5 separate regions of the Homo sapiens genome follow, and regions 1, 2, 3 and 5 are each linked to region 4. The links are chromatin loops, found by intact Hi-C in ENCODE. Cell type or tissue: B cell. All regions are shown on one strand.

Region 1 (4,000 bases), 620 kb after region 4:
TGGAGATGCTATTGTTCATTTAGAGATTTGGGGGGTCGTGGCTTTGGCTGTCATAGTGATTGGCAGTCACTACTACCATTTAGTTGTCAGGGACCAGAGGTACTATATGTCGTCAATGCATGTAAGCAACCATTGTGCACAGGAAAGGGTTGTCAGCCTTCCCCTACAACTTTTAGATACCCCACTGGATATTCATGTAGATAAAATATAATCTGTGCTCAGAGCCTACCTTTATTTTGTTTATGTACACAAAGGTTTGGTTTGGTTAGGTTTTCACAATTTTAACATACACTGCAGTTTCCAGGAAGGCAACTTTACCAAGTGCTGTTGCCTACTTTGGAAAATCACGTTACCTGGGGCAATGCCACTCTAGGTGCTCTAGGTGTTGGAATTACCAGAGCAACACATCTCTATCAGACCTCATTTGTTACTATGGTGTTCTTGGTAATGCTACACCTAGGTGCAAGCAGCTGACTACTTCAATATGTCATCTAACATAGTTGTGCCCAAGCATTTACATATTGGAATGTGTGTTATTTTATTTTATTTATTTATTTTTGAGACGGAGCCTCACTCTATCACCCAGGCTGGAGTGCAGTGGCACAATCTCGGCTCACTGCAACCTCTGCCTCCCTTGTTCAAGTGATTCTCCTGCCTCAGCCTCTTGAGTAGCTAGGACTATAGGTGTGTGCCACCACATCCGGCTAATTTTTTGTATTTTTAGTAGGGACAGGGTTTCACCATGTTGTCCAGGCTGATCTCGAACTCCTGACCTCAAGCAATCCACCTGCCTCGGCCTCCCAAAAATGACGGGATTACAGGTGTGAGCCACTGTGCCCAGCCCATGTTATTTTATTATACTTGGCTTCTTCTTCTTCATATTGTGTTGATATAGTGGAGGAAATTATGGATGTTGGAAGGCAATATGATAAAGGGGTGTGTTATATATTTTATTGTTTTTAATTATTTATTTTTTTGAGATGGAGTCTCGCCCTGTCGTCCAGGCTGGAGTGCAGTGGCGCAATCTTGGCTCACTGCAACCTCTGTCTCCCGGGTTCAGGCGATTCTCCTGCCTCAGCCCCCAAGTAGCTGGGATTACAGGTGCCCGCCACCACGCCTGGCTAATTTTTGTATTTTTAGTAGAGTTGGGGTTTCACCAAGTTGGCCAGGCTGTTCTCAAACTCCTGACCTGAAGTGATCTGCCTGCCTCGGCCTCCCAAAGTGCTGAGATTACAGGCGTGAGCCACCGCGCCCAGCCAAGGGTGTGTTATAGAATATTTGTTACAAAAAAAGAGGATGATGCTGTGGAAAAACTCAGACAGGTGCATCACTGCCTTGGTTGGATGGCAGTACATGAGTCCACATGGAGCTAACGCTTTACCCAAACCATGCCCTTTATTTGTAGACATCCACTATTTTCTCTAAATAGAAGAAAACTTTTTTTAGTGAGTGGAGCTGATTAGAAAAAATTTGTTCCATTATAGTTGATATCGTTATATATAACTCACAGATGGACCCACATCACTAGCAAACTATTTGTATCGTTTCTCCAAGCCCAGCATTTACTGTGCGAGCCACCTGGGGGCCATTTTTGTTGCCCGAGGTGGTGCGCCTGCGCCACCTGGTGGACTACGGGAAAGTAGCAGATCGGTGAGATGGGTTGAGGCACCTTCATTTGCAGATGGGTAGGCAATAATAACATGAATATTATCAGCTAATGCACTTATAGGGTGCCTATAAGTGCATTAACTCCTGCAGAACTCACAAAATCTTTATGACATATAGTCACTGTTATCTCCTTTTTGCCCATGAGGAAACCGAGGCAAGTAGTGAGTAGAGAGGCAGAGCTGGGATTTGAAGCCTAGTGGACTGGCTCCACAGTTGCTGCTTTTAATCACCCTGCTATAAGCTGGGCATGGTGGCACACAGCTGTAGTCCCAGCTACTTTGGAGGCTGAGGTGGGAGGATCACTTGGGCCCTGAGATGGAAGTTGCAGTGAGCTGAGATTGCAGCACTGCACTCCAGCCTGGATAACAGAGTGAGACCCTGTCTCAAAAAATAATAATACAATTAAAAAATTAATCAGTCTGCTATGGACTTGCAAGTAGCTGCTCTCTTGGGAGACACTATTCTGAGAGTCAAAGGCTGTACTGTGAACATAGGGCTGCCTTCAGCCATCTCTTTCAGGGCAGTAGGGTTACAAAGACAGAGAGAAAGGATGGTGTGCTCAGTGGCTCACACCTGTAATTCCAGCACTTTGGGAGGCCAAGGTGGGCGGATCACCTGAGGTCGGGAGTTCGAGACCAACCTGACCAACATGGAGAAACCCTGTCTCTACTAAAAATACAAAATTAGCTGGGCGTGGTGGCGCATGCCTGTAATCCTAGCTACTCGGGAGGCTGAGGCAGATGAATCGCTTGAACCCAGGAGGCAGAGATTTCAGTGAGCCAAGATTGCTCCATTGCACTCCAGCCTGGGCAACAAGAGCGAAACTCCATCTCAAAAAAAAAAAAGAAGAAGAGGAGGACTAGAAAGAGAGTACCTAGTATTAGGACATGGTAAGATCTAGAAGAGTCTTGCCATTGTATGGACCATGGCAATCTTTGTGCCTACTGTGTGAGGAGGGTGTTTCATTCTTTTGGCAATGAAGGGCTCTAGAATGGCTGAATCCCTAATTATGTTGCAAGCTTCGTGAAGGAAAAGTACACATTCCCTGTTCACTTCTGTGTCACCAGTATTTACCCCAGGACCTGACAGGTATTGAATGTTCAATAAGTATTTTTATTTATATAACATCTGTGTTGAGATATTCATATACCATAAAATTCATCCATTTAAAATTTACAATTCAATTGTTTTTAATATATTCACAGAGTTCTGCAACCATCACTGTAATCAATTTTATCACCCCTAAAGGAAACCAGGTTACTATTAGAATTCATTCCCCGTTACCCCCAACTCCTATCTCTAGCCCTGGCAACCACAAATCTACTTTGTGTCTTTATGGATTTGCCTATTTTGGACATTTCATTATAACTGGAACCATACAATTTTTTTTTGTTGTTGTTGTTGTTTGTTTGTATGTTTTTTTGAGATGGAGTCTCGCTGTGTCGCCAGGCTGCAGTGCAATGGCGTGATCTCGGCTCACTGCAACCTCCGCCTCCCAGGTTGAAGAGATTCTCCTGCCCCAGCCTCCTGAGTAGCTGGGACTACAGGCGCGCACCACCGTGCCCAGCTAATCTTTGTATTTTTTAGTAGAGGTGGGGTTTAACCATATTGACCAGGATGGTCTCGATCTCTTGACCTCGTGATCCACCCACCTCGGCCTCCCAAAGTGCTGGGATTACAGGCATGAGCCACTGCACCCGGCCCACAGTCGTATTTTTTGACTGGCTCCTTTCACTTAGCATAATGTTTTCAAGGTTCATCCACTTTGCAGCATGTATCAATTCTTTATTCTTCTTAATGGCTGAATAATATTCCATCGTATGGATATATTGCATTATATTTATCCAATCATTAGTTGATGGACATTTGGGTTGTTTCCAGTTTACGGCTATTGTGAATAATTCTGTTATGAACATTTGTGTATAAGTTTTTGTGTGGACATGTGTTTTCATTTCTTTTGGATGTATTCCTAGCATTGCAGTTGCTGGGTCATATGTAAATATGTAACTTTACATTTAACCTTTGAGGAACTGCCAGAGTATTTCCAATGGCTGCACCAGTCTACATTCTTACCAACGAGGTATAAGGGTTCCAATTTCTCTATATCCTCGCCAACACTTGTTATTATCTGTCTTTTTTATTACAGCCATCCTAATCATTGTGAATTGGTTTTTCATTGTGGCAGGGCTGTTGCTTTTTAATCATAGGCAAATAAACACCCAGCCTATTGAAGCTGGATGGTACCACAACAACCATGTGGTCCAATTTGTTCATTTTATAGGAGAAGCAACGAACGTGTTAAGAGAATAAGAAACTATCTCAAGGTCACACT
Region 2 (4,000 bases), 88 kb before region 4:
TAGAGACGGGGTTTCACCGTGTTAGCCAGGATGGTCTCCATCTCCTGACCTCGTGATCCGCCCGCCTCGGCCTCCCAAAGTGCTGGGATTACTGGCGTGAGCCACCGCGCCCGGCCAACAACTAGTAATTTTCAAAGCCAGGATTTTAGTTCCAGAAAGTCTGATTCCAAAGCCCATAATCTTTTTTTTTTTTTTTTGTGAGACGTAGCCTTGCTCTGTGGCCCAGGCTGGAGTGCAGTGACCGGATCTCGGCTCACTGCAAGCTCCGCCTCCCGGGTTCATGCCATTCTCCTGCCTCAGCCTCCCGAGTAGCTGGGACTACAGGCGCCCACCACCGCACCCGGCTAATTTTTTGTATTTTTAGTAGAGACGGGGTTTCACTGTGTTAGCCAGGATGGTCTCCATCTCCTGACCTCGTGATCCGCCCGCCTTGGCCTCCCAAAGTGCTGGGATTACAGGTGTGAACCACTGCACCCGGCCCCAAAGCCCATAATCTTAATCAATACATTCAATCGTGTCCATCAGATGGGTGTGTATAGGGCAGATCAGAAGACTCCGAAGCCTACCAGCACTTTCCTGATGCCTTTCCCTGCTTGCAGTGGGGCAGCACTCTGCCACCTATGCCCTTGGGAAAGAACAGCTCCTATCCTACAACGAGGATCTGCCCTGAAGGTCCCAGGCAAGAGCCCTCTTCTTACCATGTAGATGGGGCTCCCCAAGTAGGCTCCCATGACCCCAGCCATGGCCCCAGCTGCTGCGCTGCGGGCAGGACTGTGGGTGCCTTCGGCTGTGTGCAGGTAGCCCCCAGCCTCAGCCAGCCCATAGGTGCCCAGTCGGATGCCATTCATCAGGAACTGGTACAAGAGGGCGGGGGCCAGGCCTTTCTGCAGGGCAGCAAGGCCATCCACCTTGCCGATGGTGATGAAGGCATGGAAGACATTTCGGTAGTGCCGCTGGTATGTGCCAGGGGCCTGCAGTTCTCCTTGCAACTGCATCCTGGTCTTCACCACCTCCAGGGGATTGGTGAATACACAGGCCCCGCAGGCTGCCAGGCCACTCATCAAGAAGTCCATGGTGGGATAGCTGTAGCAGGAACTGACCCAAGAGTAAGAAAGTAAAAATGGGTGTCAGAAAGCGGGGTTGGAAGACAGGGGGAAGGCCTGTTTCAGCAGTACAGGTTGCAGAAGATAAGAATTTAGATTTGCAGTCAAGGGTGTCAGGGTCAAATGTCAAGTGGTCAAACGTCAGCTGGAATTTGGGAGTCAAGAGCTGGCAAGCAGGGAAGAGATAGAAATCTAGGAGATTCTGGTGAGAAGCTTAAGGCAGGACCCTCTGAGGTCAAGGAGGGGCAAAAGACAGAAGGTTGCAGGTGGGATGGCTCAGGATGGCGGGCGACGGGAGCACGGGAGTAGAGGAGGGAATCGCGGGGTTGGGAGATGGAAGCCAGGGAGGCAGGAAGAAGAAAGCCAGCAAGTGAGAGAAGAAAAGGATCCGGGAGAAGAGCCGGTGATTTCCTCGAGCCAGCAACGAGATCTCGATCCGAGAAAGAAGTCAGGACTCTGGCCAGGAATGAGCGTCCCTGAGCGTCCCCAGGCAGCCACCGGAGCTCGCAGTAGCTTCAACCCCGGGTAGCCTGCGGAGGCCGGGCCGCCACACTCCTGCCACTGGAGCGCGGGGCCAATGGGGAGCCTTCAAGAGCCACAACCGAGGCCCTCAGCCAATCAGCGCCGAGCCGGCTCCGCGGCCAAAGGGAGGAGCTCTCGGCGCTCCTGTCCCCGGAATCACCCGGAGGCGGTTGGAATTAACTGTCCAGGCTCCGCCACCAGCGCTCGGCCGCCGACTCCGGCTCCGGAAGGGAGGCCCGGGACGCGGCGGTTTTGTTATTGGCAGGGAAGAGACCTGGGTTCCCGATCGAACACAGAGGCCGAGCGCAGCAGTCCCCCACTGGGGTGCTGGGACCGCCCCTCGGGTGGGCGGACGGCTTTAGCTTCCTACCCCGGGTTGTGACCGGGTGGGGTCACATAAGTTCAGGTCCACGCCCTGCTCGGTGCCGGCGCCAGGAGAGCCAGGAAGACGCGGCCCGGCTTGCGGGGGGTAGAGGGACACACTTGCGCTGCGGGACCAGTCTCCTGAGGCTGCACGGGTTGGTGCTTGGTTAATTAAATCCTTAGTCCTTAGGCTCTTTATTTTTATTTTTTATTTTTTTTGAGACGGAGTCTCGCTCTGTCGCCCAGGCTGGAGTGCAGTGGCGCGATCTTAGCTCACTGAGAGCTCCGCCTCCCGGGTTCACGCCATTCTCCTGCCTCAGCCTCCCAAGTAGCTGGGACTACAGGTGCCCGCCACCACGCCCGGCTTATTTTTTGTATTTTTAATAGAGACCACCGTGTTAGCCAGGATGGTCTCGATCTCCTGACCTCGTGATCCACCCGCCTCAGCCTCCCAAAGTGCTGGGATTACAGGCGTGAGCCACCATCCCTGGCCTGGAGTTCTTTCATATGAGATATTTGTCTCTACTCCTCCATTATTTATTCAACCATTTATTTAATCAGTATGGACTCATGGACATTTATACTTTGGGTTATAATCCAATATACTTCATATTTATTTTCTAGCTAATTTCGTTCTAGCTTTGGCCTTTGAGAGCTGTTTCCGTTGGCTCCTGTGTCTCTTTAGCATACCCCCATCCATTTTTTTTTGCACACAAAAGTTTTTAGTTTATAAATCTTGTGAAAAATCCACAGTGGCCACAGATGTTACTGTAGCATCTTTACTCCTTTGGCTTTTTGCCACACCAACACTGTCCTTTGCAGTCCCCCTTTCTTCATTCTGGTCTTGTGTTCCTTTCATTGCTTTCTTGAGTTCTTTTCTTCTCATCCAGGCCATGTCTTGGAAGTCAGCATTTGGGTTTATTTTTCTTTGCATAATCCAGTGAATCATAAATCATGCCAAAGCCAGTTGTCTTGCCACCACCAAAATGAGTTCTGAATCCAAATACAAAGATGAGGCCAGGCGTGGTGGCTCACGCCTGTAATCCCAGCACTTTGGGAGGCAGAGGCAGGCAGATCACATGAGGTCAGGAGTTTGAGACCAGCCTGGCCAACATTGTGAAACCCTGTCTCTGCTAAAACTACAAAAATTAGCCGGGTGTGGTGGCAGGCACCTGTAATCCCAGCTACTCGGGAGGCTGAGGCAGGAGAATCACTTGAACCCAGGAGGCAGAGGTTGCAGTGAGCCGAGATTGCGCCACTACACTCCAGCCTGGGTGACAGACGGAGACTCCATCTCATAAAGACAAACAAAAACAAACAAAGATGATGACATCTAGTGTAGTCTCATACATTTTGGCTAGTTTTTCCTGAATTTCTGTCTTAGGTACTGTTGTCTTCCCAGGGTGAAGGACCTCAATAACCATTTGTTCCTCCTGAAGTATGTAGTCAGTTGATCATGAACTTCCTAGTTCAGATAGTTACTAAGTCATTCATGATGGCGGTCAATCCTCAACCAGGGAGAAAAATAAGAGTCCCATCAGTGTTGTTGTCATCATTGGTATTTTAATTAAAACCTTGTTTTTATTTAGTGTCACCTTACTTTCTGGTACTATAAAATGCTCCAGGCTCATTTTGTGTATTTCCTGCCACAGTCCTGCAATCAGCCATTTCTCCAAGGACCCCTATTTTCTTTTATTGGCAAATGGTTTTAGAATCCAAGATCTGGGCCCTAGGTGTGCTTGTTGCTTTTGAGGTATCATTGCTTCTGGACCCTCACATCTGAGAAAGCAAGGAAATATATGTGTGTATACTAACCCACGTATATACACAAACATGTATTTCCATATATAACCATCCATATCTATATTAAGCTAAGCATGAATTCATACTGATGTCTCCAACTTTAATCCATTACTACATGGATCATTCTAGCCACCTCCCTTGTTTATCTAAACTCCCACCCCAACTGTGAGAAACCTGGCTTCCATAATTTGCCATCTATTTACTTAATT
Region 3 (4,000 bases), 400 kb after region 4:
TGGTTGCACTATTTTACTTTCCCATCAACAGTTCATAGTGTTCTAATTTCTCCATCCTTGTCAACACTTATTATTATTATTATTATTTTTTGAGACACAGTTTCATTCCGTCACCCAGGCTGGAGTGCAGTGGTCCAATCTCTGCTCACTGCAAACTCTGCCTCCTAGGTTCAAGTGATTCTGCTGCCTCAGCCTCCTGAGTAGCTGGGATTACAGGTGTGTGCCACCAGGCCCAGCTAATTTTTGTATTATTAGTAAAGACTGGGTTTCACCATGTTGGCCAGGTGAACTCCTGACCTCAAGGGATCAGCCCAACTTGGCCTCCCAAAGTGCTGGGATTACAAGCCAGCCACAGTGCCTGGCCTGTTTTTTTTTTGTTGTTGTTGTTCGTTTTTTGTTTGTTTTTCATAGCAGCCATCCTAATGAGTGTGAGAGATGGTATCTCATTGTGGTTTTGGTTTGCATGTCCCTAATGATTAGTGATGTTGGGCATCTTTTCATGAGCTTGCTGGTCTTTTGTATATTTTCTTTAGAGAAATGTCTATTTAAGTACTTTGCCCATTTAAAAATCAGGTTGTTTGTTTTTTTGTTGTTGAGTTTTAAGAGTTCTTCATATATTCTGCATATTAACACCTTATCAGATGTATGATTTGCTAATATTTTCTCCCATTCCATAGGTTGCCTCTTCACTTCTGTTGATTTTGTCCTTTGATGCTAGACCTTTGTCATCCACATCTTTGTCATCCACATCTGAACCCCATCTCTCGTTTCCATTGGTGGTAGTCGTGGTGGTGGTGGGCCTCAGTATGACTGCAGTAATGGTACCTGGTGCGTCTTCTTTCCAAGACTGCCCTTACTTAGTTTCTTTTGTTTGCAATGAGACAAAGATTTCTGAGCACCAAATGACAAAGAAGAGTTAAGTTTTTAAAAGCAATTGTTTTCTTCTTGAAATGTTTCTTTAGTTCCTGTTCAAGACAATGCTAAGCAAAATTCAGATATCACCACACAACCTCTGGTCTTCTGTGGAAGGCAAGACTTCTTCAAATATCCAAACACCTTGAGCCCCTGAGTTGGTCTGACTCGCTAGTCCCAGGGACAGACACAGTGAGGTTTATTTGCTGCTGACAGCCAAGCTCCAAGGCAAGATGGGACAGCTATTGTCATGGGGGGAGACATTCAGATCCCTCTTATGACTTGCCATAAAAATGATGGGCCTCTGGTGGGATCCATTCCCAACTCTCTTACCTCATTTCAGGTAGGTTCAGTGGTGACATCCAATCATAGCTCTCTTACCTAACTCACCTCTCCAAGGGCAAGCTTCTCACTATTCTCTAATCAAAATTTAGAAAACCTGCCAGTACAACCTTGGAGAAGAGGGGCTTTAGCCAAAAGCAGGTGCTATATTCTCTCCTTCCTGGAAGTGTCATCTCTTTTCTGGGCTAAGAGCACACAGATTTTGATGTAATTTGCCAAGAACAATAGGAAGAAGCACTGTTTCTGGATGCCACATGCTTCCTGAAAGAGGAAAATTGTAACATGTTGATATGATAGTGGAGGGTCTTGGAATTTTCTTGGAATCTTCTCATCTCTTCCATGGTGACAGAGATCCAGTGAGTGCCTGGTGAGATAGGACTTATTTGTAAATCCTTGTGAGCCTCTCTCTGCAGGCACTGGAATATACACTGATGAGATTTGGGCAGCCAGGCTTGGAAGGGGATGGGGCTGAGGAGCAGGAGGTGAGGGTCTGTGAAATTGGTTTTATTATTGTGACTCTGACCTCAGGTGGTCCCTCGGCAGCCCTAGGAAACTCAAAAAGTACATGCAGCTATTTATCCTGTTTCTTCACATTTACACTGATCAAGACAAAAGTAGCATCAGGGTCGTCCATATCCTCAGGAAAGGCTGCCAGAGGCTGTCTGGGCTGGCCAGGCTGATCTGCCAATTCCACTGGAAGCCTTTGCAGCTGCTCCCTTTTCCCAGACCCTGGCCTCGCCTCCTGTCTCTCACAAAGCCAGCTCAGCAGCAGCACCTGATCCTCGGGGTTTTCTGTAATTCCAAGCTCCAAGAACTAAAGGGCCTTCAGGTTGCCGGCCTCATCCTGAGCTGCAGCTTTGGGAAGGGAATAGGGACCAGGTTTGCCCAATGAAGAGGGACGCTAGTTTTCCCTTGTGTTTGGCGCTCCCTGGTGGAGAGCTTCGGAACCCCTGGTCGAATCCTCTCCCTTCCTGTCCCGGTTTGCTTTCAGAAGTCCTCTTCAGTCCCCGCTTACAGCCATTCCACCCCCGTGTGGAGGCAGAAAATAGCTTTCCAGTCCCAAGAGCGTGGCCTGCCCCTTGCAAAGGGCAGAGGGGATGCAAGTGTCCAAAACTGCAGCCTATGGGGGTCGACATGAACAAAGCTAAAGGGAACGTTGAGTGCCAATAGGAAGGTGCCCCGCCCTGAAGGTGCCTACCCAGACCTCTGCCTTCCGCAGTAGCCCCCCATGCTGCAGGCCTCGACCAGACACCAAGTTCCAGTCACCACAGATTGCCCCCTCTGGCTCATCCCACCACTCCCTAGACCCTGGCTTTGAGGGCAGATCGATTGGCCTATAGGGCTGGTGTCTTGGCTCAATGTGGTCCTTCTGCACACAGACCAGGAACTTTCTGCCAGGTTCTGGGGAAGGAGATGAACCTTCATTCCAGGCCCCAGCATCTCTCGGGTTCCAGAATGCTATGCTATTCTGCAGGGTGAGAAGGGCTGGTGTGCCCTTGGCCCAAAGGAGGGAATCACGTCAAGGCCGAGAGGCACAAACTTAGAAGGTCACAGAGACCAAGGCCCTCATTTTTCAGACATGGGAGCTGAGACCCAGTGGGGTAAGTGACTTGCCCAGGGGTCATATTTTAAGTTTTACTTCTGTAGCAGATGACAACTGTCTTAGTCCGTTTTCTGTTGCTTATAATGGAATACCTGAAACTGGGTAATTTAGAAAGAAAAGGAATTTAGTTCTTAAAGTTACGGAGGCTGAGAAGTCCAAGGTGAAGGGGCCACATCTGGTGAGGGCCTTCAGGCTGAGGACTCTCTGCAGAGTCCCGAAGTGTTGCAGGGCCTCACGTGGCGAGGGGGCTAGGCATGCTAGCTCAGGTCTCTCTCTTTATAAAGCCACCTGCCCCACTCCTATAATAACCCATTAATTCATTAACCCATTCACTTATCCATGATGGCAGCATCCTCATGAACCATTCACCTCTTAAAGGTCCCACCTCTCAATACTGTCACATAGAGGATTAAATTTCAACATGAGTTTTGGAGGGGACAAATATTCAAACCACAGCAACACCTCACCAGTCACGTTTCTGTCGTGCACCGCAGGCTCCCAGGATTGGAAAGAACTTCAGTCCAGTGGAGCCTCATGTCTCCAAGCCATTTCACAGCCAGGCTAGCAAAAAGATAAAGGTTTCATGAACATGGCTGTGGAAAGCCAGTGGATGCTGAGCATGCCTTCTGCTTTGCTCCACATCACAAACATCACCAAGTGGCAGGGCTTCTGGTCTCAGTGACAGTCAGCAATTGTAGAAGGAAGCTAGCAGATGAGGAGTTTTTGCTGTATTGTCTATAATTCTTTTTTTTTTTCTTTGAGAAGGAGTCTCGCTCTGTCGCCCAGGCTGCCAGGCTGGAGTGCAGTGGCGCGATCTCAGCTCACTGCAAGCTCCGCCTCCCGGGTTCACGCCATTCTCCTGCCTCAGCCTCCTGAGTAGCTGGGACTACAGGCACCCGCCACCACGCCTGGTTAATTGTGTGTGTGTGTGTGTGTGTGTGTATTTTTAGTAGAGACAGGGTTTCACTGTGTTAGCCAGGATGCTCTCCATCTCCTGACCTCATGATCCGCCGGCCTTGGCCTCCCAAAGTGCTGGGATTGCAGGCGTGAGCCACCGCACCCGGCCTGTATTGTCTATAATTCTTATGATCTGAGCTTTGGTTTCAGGTTTTGGATGGATGGCTTCATGGGCTCCCGGGCTCT
Region 4 (4,000 bases):
TCTGGCTCTGCATGAATTAAACTCTTTCTCTATTGCAATTCCTGTCTAGATAAATCGGCTCTATCTGGACAGCAGGCAAAATGAGCCTGTTGGGTAGTCACAATATATTGATAAAAGGATTAATCCCAAAGCAATGTTCTGATTATGTCACCTAATTATGGTCACATCATCTGACGTTTGAGGAAACTGATTTTCGGGCAGGATCCCCAGGAGTTGGAGACCAATCTGGGCAGTAAAGTGAGACCCCTCTCTACAGAAACAAAAAAAAGGTCCTACATGGGAGCATCACTTGAGCCCACAAGAGCCATGACCACGCAACTGCACTCCAGTCTGGGTAAGAGTGAGACCCCATCTCAGCCGGGCGCGGTGGCTCACGCCTGTAATCCCAGCACTTTGGGAGGCTGAGGCGGGCTGATCACCTGACGCCATGAGTTCGAGACCACCCTGCCCAACATGGTGAAACCCCGCCTCTACTAAAAACACAAAAATTAGCCGAGCCGTGGTGGCGGGCGCTTGTAATCCCAGCTACTCGGGAGGCTGAGGCAGGAGAATCGCCTGAACCCGGGAGGCGAAGGTTGCAGTGAGCTGAGATGGCACCACTGCACTCCAGCCTGGGGGGGACAAGAGCGAGACTTCATCTCAAAAAAAAAAAAAAAAAAGATTTTCACCAAATAATACAATTAAAAACTGAAAAGCAGCTTACTTACTGTTTTTTGGTCCCTGGCTCAACTCATCTTGCCACTCTTTGGGAGCAAGAGTCTCAGAAGCATCTTTCTCAGGAATGCAATCTCTCTTCTAAGCTAAGTGCGTAAAATATCCATCAAGACAACGAGAACAAGTAGGGATACACACCTGAACTTCATCATCCTTTCGGATGGGCATGGATCGCACGTTGTACTTCTGTCTCAGCTCTTTGGAAAGAGGGGAAGACATAATCTTCCTTCGAATGTGGGAAGGTGCATTGAAATGCCTTTTGCGATTCTTGCTTCGGTCGGAAGTCACAAAGGGATTAAACTTCATTTTGGCTAAATAAAAAGTTAAAAAGACTCTTAAATGACCAAAATCTCATCCAGCTTCCAAACAAATAACCGCAATGATTTTATCTTGATAGTCTAGAATGATCATAGGCAGTGTCATGTTGTGCAACTTCAACAAAAACTGTTTGATCGGAAGGGCCTATCAACCGAAGCTCGAAACTTTTTATTTTTTGTTTTATTCGGGTGTTTTCTGTATATGTTTACGGACTAAAGACTTTTGCATCAAAAACACTTGTCCTAGTTATAAGACCTTTTAGTTACACTCTCCCAACTCCTCAAGTAGTGCCTGAGGAAATCAAGACTGGACTTACATCTCTGCTGAGCAGACCGACAACGCAATTCTCTTAACTATAACCTCACGTTTTAGAAGGTACAATCAACGTTCATCTTCTACAGGCTTAAGAGTGAATACGTATAGCCCCGCCAAAATGAATAAGGCCCACCAACCCGAACCTGGAAAAGCCTGCACACGTCTCGGGTCCTAAAAGCCTCCCAGTGGGCAAGTGTGGTCTGGAAATTCCGTGAAGACTTTACCGAGAAGTTACTTCGAGACCATTCTCTAGGAAACGACACTACCCAGACTCCAGTCTATTTCCACAGGCTCCCTTCCCTCAGCTCGTTTTCGAGTTCCCAAATCCCCGGTCCCTCCATCCATCTCCGGCCCGGCGGCCCTTGATTTAAGAAAGCAACAGATAAAAAACCATCCCAGTCTCTCCTTCCTGGCTGCTACTCGGCCGACAAGAGACTCTCGGGGTCCCCGCGGTCGGAAGCCACCATGCCCAAGAACGGATGGCTGCTGATTACACCCGCTTGCCCGCCGAATCCTTACCCGCTCCCGCTTCGGTGATGGCCGCAAAAGGGAAGAGAACTACACGCTGCTTCCGGTTCTGTAAGTTTACCAAAGATCTCGCGAGACCTATGTCTCTCGGAGCGAGAGGGGCGCGGAGTTTGAGCGAGGGGAGTAAACTGGGAAATAAATTTATGGCTAGTGTCACCTAGTGGCTAGGAGGGGAACTGCGAGGGATTGCAAAACTCCCCTCCTCCAGGTCCTAGTGTCTCCCTTCCGAGACCCGGGTGCTGCCGCTGAATCCTCTGGGAAGGGTAGTCCCGGGGCTATTGGCTAAGGCTGCTCAGGGTCCAACTGCCCCTGGGGGTGATGAAGGAACGAGCGGCCCCAGGAGACCGCCCAGGAGACCCGCTGGTACCTTCACTCCCAGGTGCCGGGGCGGGGGCCGGCACCCCTTAGCCGGGGAAGCGCAGGCCCTGCTTCTGGCCGCCAGGAGGCGCGGGGACGCCGGCCGGCCGGTCGCCTGGGTCCCTGCACTCACCGTCCCCTCCCGCCCGTGGCGTGGGCGCGGCCAGCGTGCCGGTACTTTAACGAGCTCCACCGCGACGCCGGCCACCGCCCCTGCACCTGGGCGTCTGCTGACCGCACAGCAGGGCCCGCCAGAGATTCAGTTCTGGGTGGTGAGGGGCCTTGCGAGGACCAGGGCCACCGATCGCCGCCTGCCCCCGCGGAAATAGGTCCAAGGCCGCGTTTCCAAGGCGCCCCCAGTGCTGTGGGAGGTGCTGGTCCAGACCACGCTTCGAAGGAGCCAGGCGAGAGGAAGCCTCTCGGTGCGGGGAGCTGCGCGGGTTTCTAAATGCTCGGCCTGTTTGCGTCCAGTTCAGGACCAGACGGAAGCCGTGCGCTCCCTGCAAATGGTTTCTTTTCTTCTTCTTCGTGTGTGTGTGTGTGTGTGTGTGTGTGTGTGTGTGTGTGTGTGTGTGTGTGTGTGTGTGTGTGTGTCTTTTTCTTCTTTTTGAGACAGTTTCGCTCTTGTTGCTCAGGCTGGAGCGCACTGGCACGATCTCCACTCACTGCAACCTCCGCCTCCCGGGTTCTCCTGCCTCAGCCTCCTGAGTAGCTGGGATTACAGGCGCCCGCCACCACGCCCGGCTAATTTTTGTAGTTTTAGTAGAGACGAGGGTTCACCATGTTGGCCAGGCTGGTCTCGAACTCCCGACCTCAGGCAATCCGCCCGCCTCAGCCTCCCAAAGTGCTGGGATTACAGGCGTGAGCCACCGCGCCCGGCCCCTGCAAATGGTTTCTGAGGCAGCGGCAGTGCAGCAGGCACCGGCGCTGAACGGCTTCTGCTGAATGAATGACACGGGTGTCACAGTGACAGAGGACAGGCGTTTCACAAGAATACCGAAGACGTAGTGAGCCTTCTGAGTGTGGGGACGCTCTTCTCTACACTTTACATCATGAATTCTTTTAATCCACAAAATGGCTCTGTTGTTGCTGGTATTATTGTCCCCATTTTACAGATTGGGCAACTCAGCCACAGAGAAATGAGAGGAACTTGGTGCAAGGTTATACAGGACCCATAAGTCACAGCAGAACCCGTGCAGGCTGGCTCCCCGGCCTCTTCTGGGAACTGTATATGGCCCCAATTTGTGGGAACCTCATAGTCAGGACTGCCCAGAGGATGGTCAGCAACGAACATGCGTTTTCATGATTTAAAAATAGTTGTGTTCTTAAATATGCTGTGAAGGAAGTAGCCCTAGATTTTATTCATCACTGAAAAATTCAGCAAGAATTCCTCTGCTGCGACTCTTTTCAACAAATATTTATGAGGCTTCTTTCCTGGGCCAGCCCTGAAACTAGACACTGGCGATGCAAAATAGGTCAAAGTTTGTGCCTTCAGGAAGTTTACTGTCTACAAGAAAAGATAGACAAGGGAATCAACAGCCACGAGACCACAGGAAAAGTGCTCGCTGAGCCAGCTGCCCTTGCTGTCTCTGTGATTCAGGAGCAGAAGGGAGCTCTGGGGTCAGGGAAGACTTCTGAGGTGAGGTCAGCATTGACTGGAATTGGAAGAATGTTAGCATTCGCTCCACAAGGCAGTAGGAATTGCTTGAAGGAAGGCTTGGAGGTGTGAAGCAGCGTGACTCGTGTTTTCCAGGAACCAGGTCCTTGC
Region 5 (4,000 bases), 510 kb after region 4:
GGAGTGAGTGGGAAGTGAACCCCTGGGGCTGGGAATGAGGAGGGCCGGGGGCCTATAATTTCTGAGGTGGTGAAGGCCGGGGTCCCTGGGCTCCCAACATGTCAAGGTGAGACAGCACCCAACTCTTCAAGGCCTGCAGAGGGTCCTCCTAATGGGCACCCCCTCTCTAGTGCTTTTCAAACTGCAGGTCAGGACACAGGAGTGGGTAATGAAATCATCTGGGGAGCCAAATTTGTTTCTTAAATGAAATAGAATAGAACAGAGCTCATCCTATGTAACCAGGATACATTTCATTTCAGCTGTGTGTGTGTGTGTGTGTGTGTGTGTGTGTGTGTGTGTTTGTGTATCAGGCTGTCATATAAAATGGATTTTTCTTATAGGTCCTGGTCAAAAAAGTTTGGAAACACTGTTTTAGTAACAGACAGAAGGAGATTGTGGAAATATCATGGGCTTCTGAATAAGCCTGAGGGTTAAATTCTGGCTCGTACCCTTGCTCGCTGTGTGACCTTGGGGAAGTTGCTTGACCTCTCTGACCTCCAGTTCCTCATCTGAAAATAATGAAAGTGGGGGAACTGTGTGCCTAACACCTGGCATAATTGATACAGACCTCTTTAAGAATCTGGTGAAAGACCGTCAGCCTAGAAAAACACACCTGGACACAAAATATCACCAGCAGTGCCAGGGGGTTCCCAGTTCCCTGGAAGCCTGTTTGTTGCTGGCTGGGGTGGACAGGGGGTGGGGGCACTGGATGTTTGAGTGGGGGAGGAGGGTGAAGGTGGAACAGTGCAGGGGTCCCAAACTCCCTCCCCACTGTTTCTCCGTCCCCCAAGAGCACTCACACGGTGGAGCTGCGGTGACTCCTGATGGGCAGGCCCTGCTCAGCCCTCACCAGTCTCTGGTAGGAGATCCCTGTGGGTCAAGAAGAAAAGAGTTCATGGGCTGATCAGTTCCTTCAGCATCGTCCGTGTGCCTCGTGGGGAGCCAAGCACTGGACAATCAGGTTGGAAATTCCCGGATGGAGCTCAGGCGAACCTGCAGAGAAGCTGTTCTGTGGACCCTCCAGGGTGCCTAGCAGTTTGCTTCTATGCGTCCTTTTACACCTCACGAGTCATATCCCCACCTCCACCTCCAACACCAAAACTCGGTCCTGGGCCTCGCTGTCCTCTGGATTCCCGTGGCCTCTCTGACTGCCCTCCCTTCCTAAGAGCTTTCCACTCCCCTTGTGGCTCAGGTCCCGGCTCCAGGCTTGGAGGCAGCCTAGCTGGAGAGAAAGAGATCCAGGGTGAGAGCCCGTGTCGGAAGCCTGAGTTCTATTCCAGCTCTTCTGCGTGGCCTTGGCCAGGTCACTTTAGCCCTGGGCCTCAGTTTCTCCTGGGAAGGGCCAGATTAGATCCGTGGCCTCTGAGGCCTTTAACAGTCTATGATTCCCAGGCCCCACCATGGCTTGACCAACTTAAAGTTTCTCTCTTCAGAGACTGGGAGGCGGAGCATCGCAGGAGGCAGAACCTGGGCCCAGGAGGCTGCCCCGTCTTGTGCCGCAGGGCTACTCCTCGGTCCCTGCCGCTGCCCCCTCTCCCGGTCCGGGGTGCCTTCCCGCTATGCCAGGCACCTCTCAGCCCATCCACTTTGCCTTAGCTCCAGCCAGGCAGTGGGTTTCGAGTTTCCCCACCTGCACCTCCCCGTCTCTGCCTGGAGTCCGGGGATCGGGAAGGACTGTGGTCTGGCCTGGCGTCCTCCGTGCTCTGAGGCATCTGCATCCCAGGCTCCTCTCCCAGCCCGCATCCCCTTTCTCCCTGGCCCTTCCCCCTCTCTGTCTCCTCTGACTTCCAAATGCTGAGAAGAAACACACCAAAGGTTTTCCTTTTGTTTCTGCAGCTTGACTCTGTTGTGCACAGTAGTCGCTTTACAGTGTGCATTCAGTTCTGTTTCCACCATGACAAGGAGATGAAACAGAAAGCGGGAGTTCACTCCCTCACAGAGCAGGGGCTGGGGACCCAGCGGGGTGGGTCGCCTTCTTGTCATAGCTTGGAAATAGGCCCAGGGCAGTCCCCATCGAGAGCAGGGCCACTCTGAACTGGGACTGAGCTGGGAACCTGCAGGACGTCCCCTCAGAAGTGCAAGTCTCGGGGGCGGGGTAGGGCGGGGGTTGGGGTTTAAAGACAGCTATAAATAGAAAGGCTGTGAGGTTCCTTTAGTAAAAGGCAGAAAATTACCACATAATGCTCTTCTAACTTGGGACCTAATTGCTTTGATTTTTGGCCTTTTGCGTGATGTTTACTTTATGTAATCATCGCATATTTAGAAGTTAACGTTTGGTCCATTTTGCCAGATAAGTCCTTGACACAGTGGCTATTACATCAGGACTTGGGACACCATCTGGTGGCCACTCACGTGCATTACAGAGAAGAGATCCTCACCCGCTCTCCAACCACCTCTACATAATACCATAGCTACCATAGCGGAGACAAACAGATATTCCCCATCTCCCTGACCATAAAACACATAGATACGCAAAATCTTCTCTTGACCTTATTTCTCTTTTCTTTTACTGTTTAATGCTTTTAACATTAACCCACACCCCGCTGACCCCATTTCTTCACCGCCACTTCTGCCTCTGTTGACCAAGGACATCCAGGCGGTCATACTCCAGGAAGCAGTAGACTCTGACGTCGCTCTCCCTCCACATCAGCTTTCTTCCAACACGCCCAGCCATTGGCTTCCAACCCCTCTGCCCTCCTGACCCTGCTCTCCTGAAGCTTGGCAACATTTTCCCCGTCCCCATACCCAACGGCCCAACCTCATCCTCACGCTGCTTGAACTTTTGTTTTGGAGTGCTTGGTACTGTTGACAACCTTCTCCTTGAAGCTCCTTCGTCTCCTCTTGTCTCTAGGATGAGGAGCAGTCTCTAACATCTATATTCGTGTGCCTTAGTCTCATTTTAGGATTGTGCTACAGTTAGAATCAGAAGCTGCTTCGTATGAGCTACGTGGACTCCACGCGACTGTTGCTCTATGTGTCCCGTTGCTTTAATGGGGGATATTTAGGAGGATACCTGTGCCTCTTGGCACACTCTGACCCAGAGAGAGTGATTTTCAGAGTTGTTTGGCTGGTGCTGAATACCCAAGGTACCAACAGTTCCCAAGCAGAACCTATGATCATCAGATAAACTCCCGCCCTCACCCCCAAAACACCATCAACCCCCTTCCTTGGCCTCTCTTGGTAATGGACCTCCCTGCTTAGCATGGGGTGTGGGGTTTTGGGGTAATTAACTGGTGGGCTGGGGCCTGAGCTGGGAACACATTAGAAAAGACTGTGCAATGTGGAGGAGGCTTTGATAATATAAGCTTTTGTACAGACTGACTCCTTTGAGCCTGGCTTAGAGATTGTACTGCCGAGTCCCCATTTGCTGGTATGTGCTGTGAGGTTGGAAATATCTCCCAGCACCCTCCATGGGCTTGGTTTTCACAATGTTACCTGGTGATGCCAGGGAGGCCATGAATGCTAAGTGGGGTGTGCAATGTCAGTTTCGAGACCACCCTTAACTCCACCCTCCACTCCCCAAACAGGGAGGCTGCACTGGGGAGCCTCAGATCCACAGACACCTCTCTCCCTTTGATCTTAGATCACACCCTTTCTTGGTCACCTTAGCAGATGGAAACAACTTTCTGAGTTTAGCTTCTTAGATCAAGATTGGTGCAAGGGCTAAACAAAAATCTTGCCTGGGTTGTTCCTACGTCAGGCTCTAGCAAGTAAGAAATTGAGAGAAGTCACCCCATACAGGCGAAGAACGGGGTGAGTGGGCAGAACACACTCATAGTGAAGTTCAAACTCCTGGCCCAGGTGTCCAAGGCCCTTCGCCATTAAGCCTTGTTCACCCATCAAAGCTTCCACTCTTTTTCAAAGTTGCAAATAGATGGGGATCCTGCACAGAACAGCAGACTGTGAAGATCCAGGACACAGGAAAATCACTACATCTGCCATCAAGCAAGCACTGGTATTA

Evidence for each region. Hi-C counts contacts between places; a loop is a spot of excess contacts. Peaks named below come from ENCODE experiments on the same cell type or tissue, not always from the same donor. Only the 100,000 strongest peaks of a DNase experiment are listed, where the experiment ranks them.
Region 1: a loop joins it to region 4, with 18 times the contacts of the local background. A loop is called at or near these places in 4 of 110 quality-filtered maps.
Region 2: it touches region 4 in a loop (12-fold over the local background); 9 of 110 quality-filtered maps call a loop at or near these places.
Region 3: it touches region 4 in a loop (19-fold over the local background); 10 of 110 quality-filtered maps call a loop at or near these places.
Region 5: it touches region 4 in a loop (29-fold over the local background); 8 of 110 quality-filtered maps call a loop at or near these places.

The regions. Positions count from the first base shown.
Region 1 is chr17:8,996,583-9,000,582 of GRCh38, forward strand. No RefSeq gene overlaps it. Among named protein-coding and RNA genes, the nearest start is that of NTN1, 23 kb to the right of the region's middle. In B cell, CTCF peaks have their summits at 1,606 (motif pointing left) and 1,806; a DNase peak (open chromatin) is centred at 1,619.
Region 2 is chr17:8,293,735-8,297,734 of GRCh38, forward strand. SLC25A35 (solute carrier family 25 member 35) reads right to left here and starts at 1,666. Exons shown (of 5, transcript NM_001320870.2): 1 at 699-1,666. The coding sequence starts at 1,073. RefSeq lists enhancers at 1,386-1,465, 1,486-1,535, 2,156-2,285. In B cell, no CTCF peak of the experiment used is centred here; DNase peaks (open chromatin) are centred at 1,737 and 1,957; H3K4me3 peaks cover 1,471 bases; H3K27ac peaks cover 1,447 bases.
Region 3 is chr17:8,783,816-8,787,815 of GRCh38, forward strand. No RefSeq gene overlaps it. Among named protein-coding and RNA genes, the nearest start is that of MFSD6L, 14 kb to the right of the region's middle. In B cell, CTCF peaks have their summits at 2,176 (motif pointing left) and 2,375; a DNase peak (open chromatin) is centred at 2,186.
Region 4 is chr17:8,381,291-8,385,290 of GRCh38, forward strand. It overlaps RPL26 (ribosomal protein L26), which reads right to left and starts at 1,903. Exons shown (of 4, transcript NM_000987.5): 1 at 1,867-1,903; 2 at 853-1,025. The coding sequence starts at 1,020. RefSeq lists enhancers at 1,361-2,078, 1,658-1,827, 2,079-2,796 and a silencer at 2,228-2,497. In B cell, CTCF peaks have their summits at 2,221 and 2,428; DNase peaks (open chromatin) are centred at 2,021 and 3,223; H3K4me3 peaks cover 3,299 bases; H3K27ac peaks cover 3,007 bases.
Region 5 is chr17:8,892,747-8,896,746 of GRCh38, forward strand. PIK3R5 (phosphoinositide-3-kinase regulatory subunit 5) reads right to left here. Exons shown (of 19, transcript NM_001142633.3): 6 at 840-909. Among named protein-coding and RNA genes, the nearest start is that of PIK3R6, 27 kb to the left of the region's middle. RefSeq lists enhancers at 2,115-2,184, 2,195-2,394. In B cell, CTCF peaks have their summits at 2,369 (motif pointing left) and 2,570; a DNase peak (open chromatin) is centred at 2,375.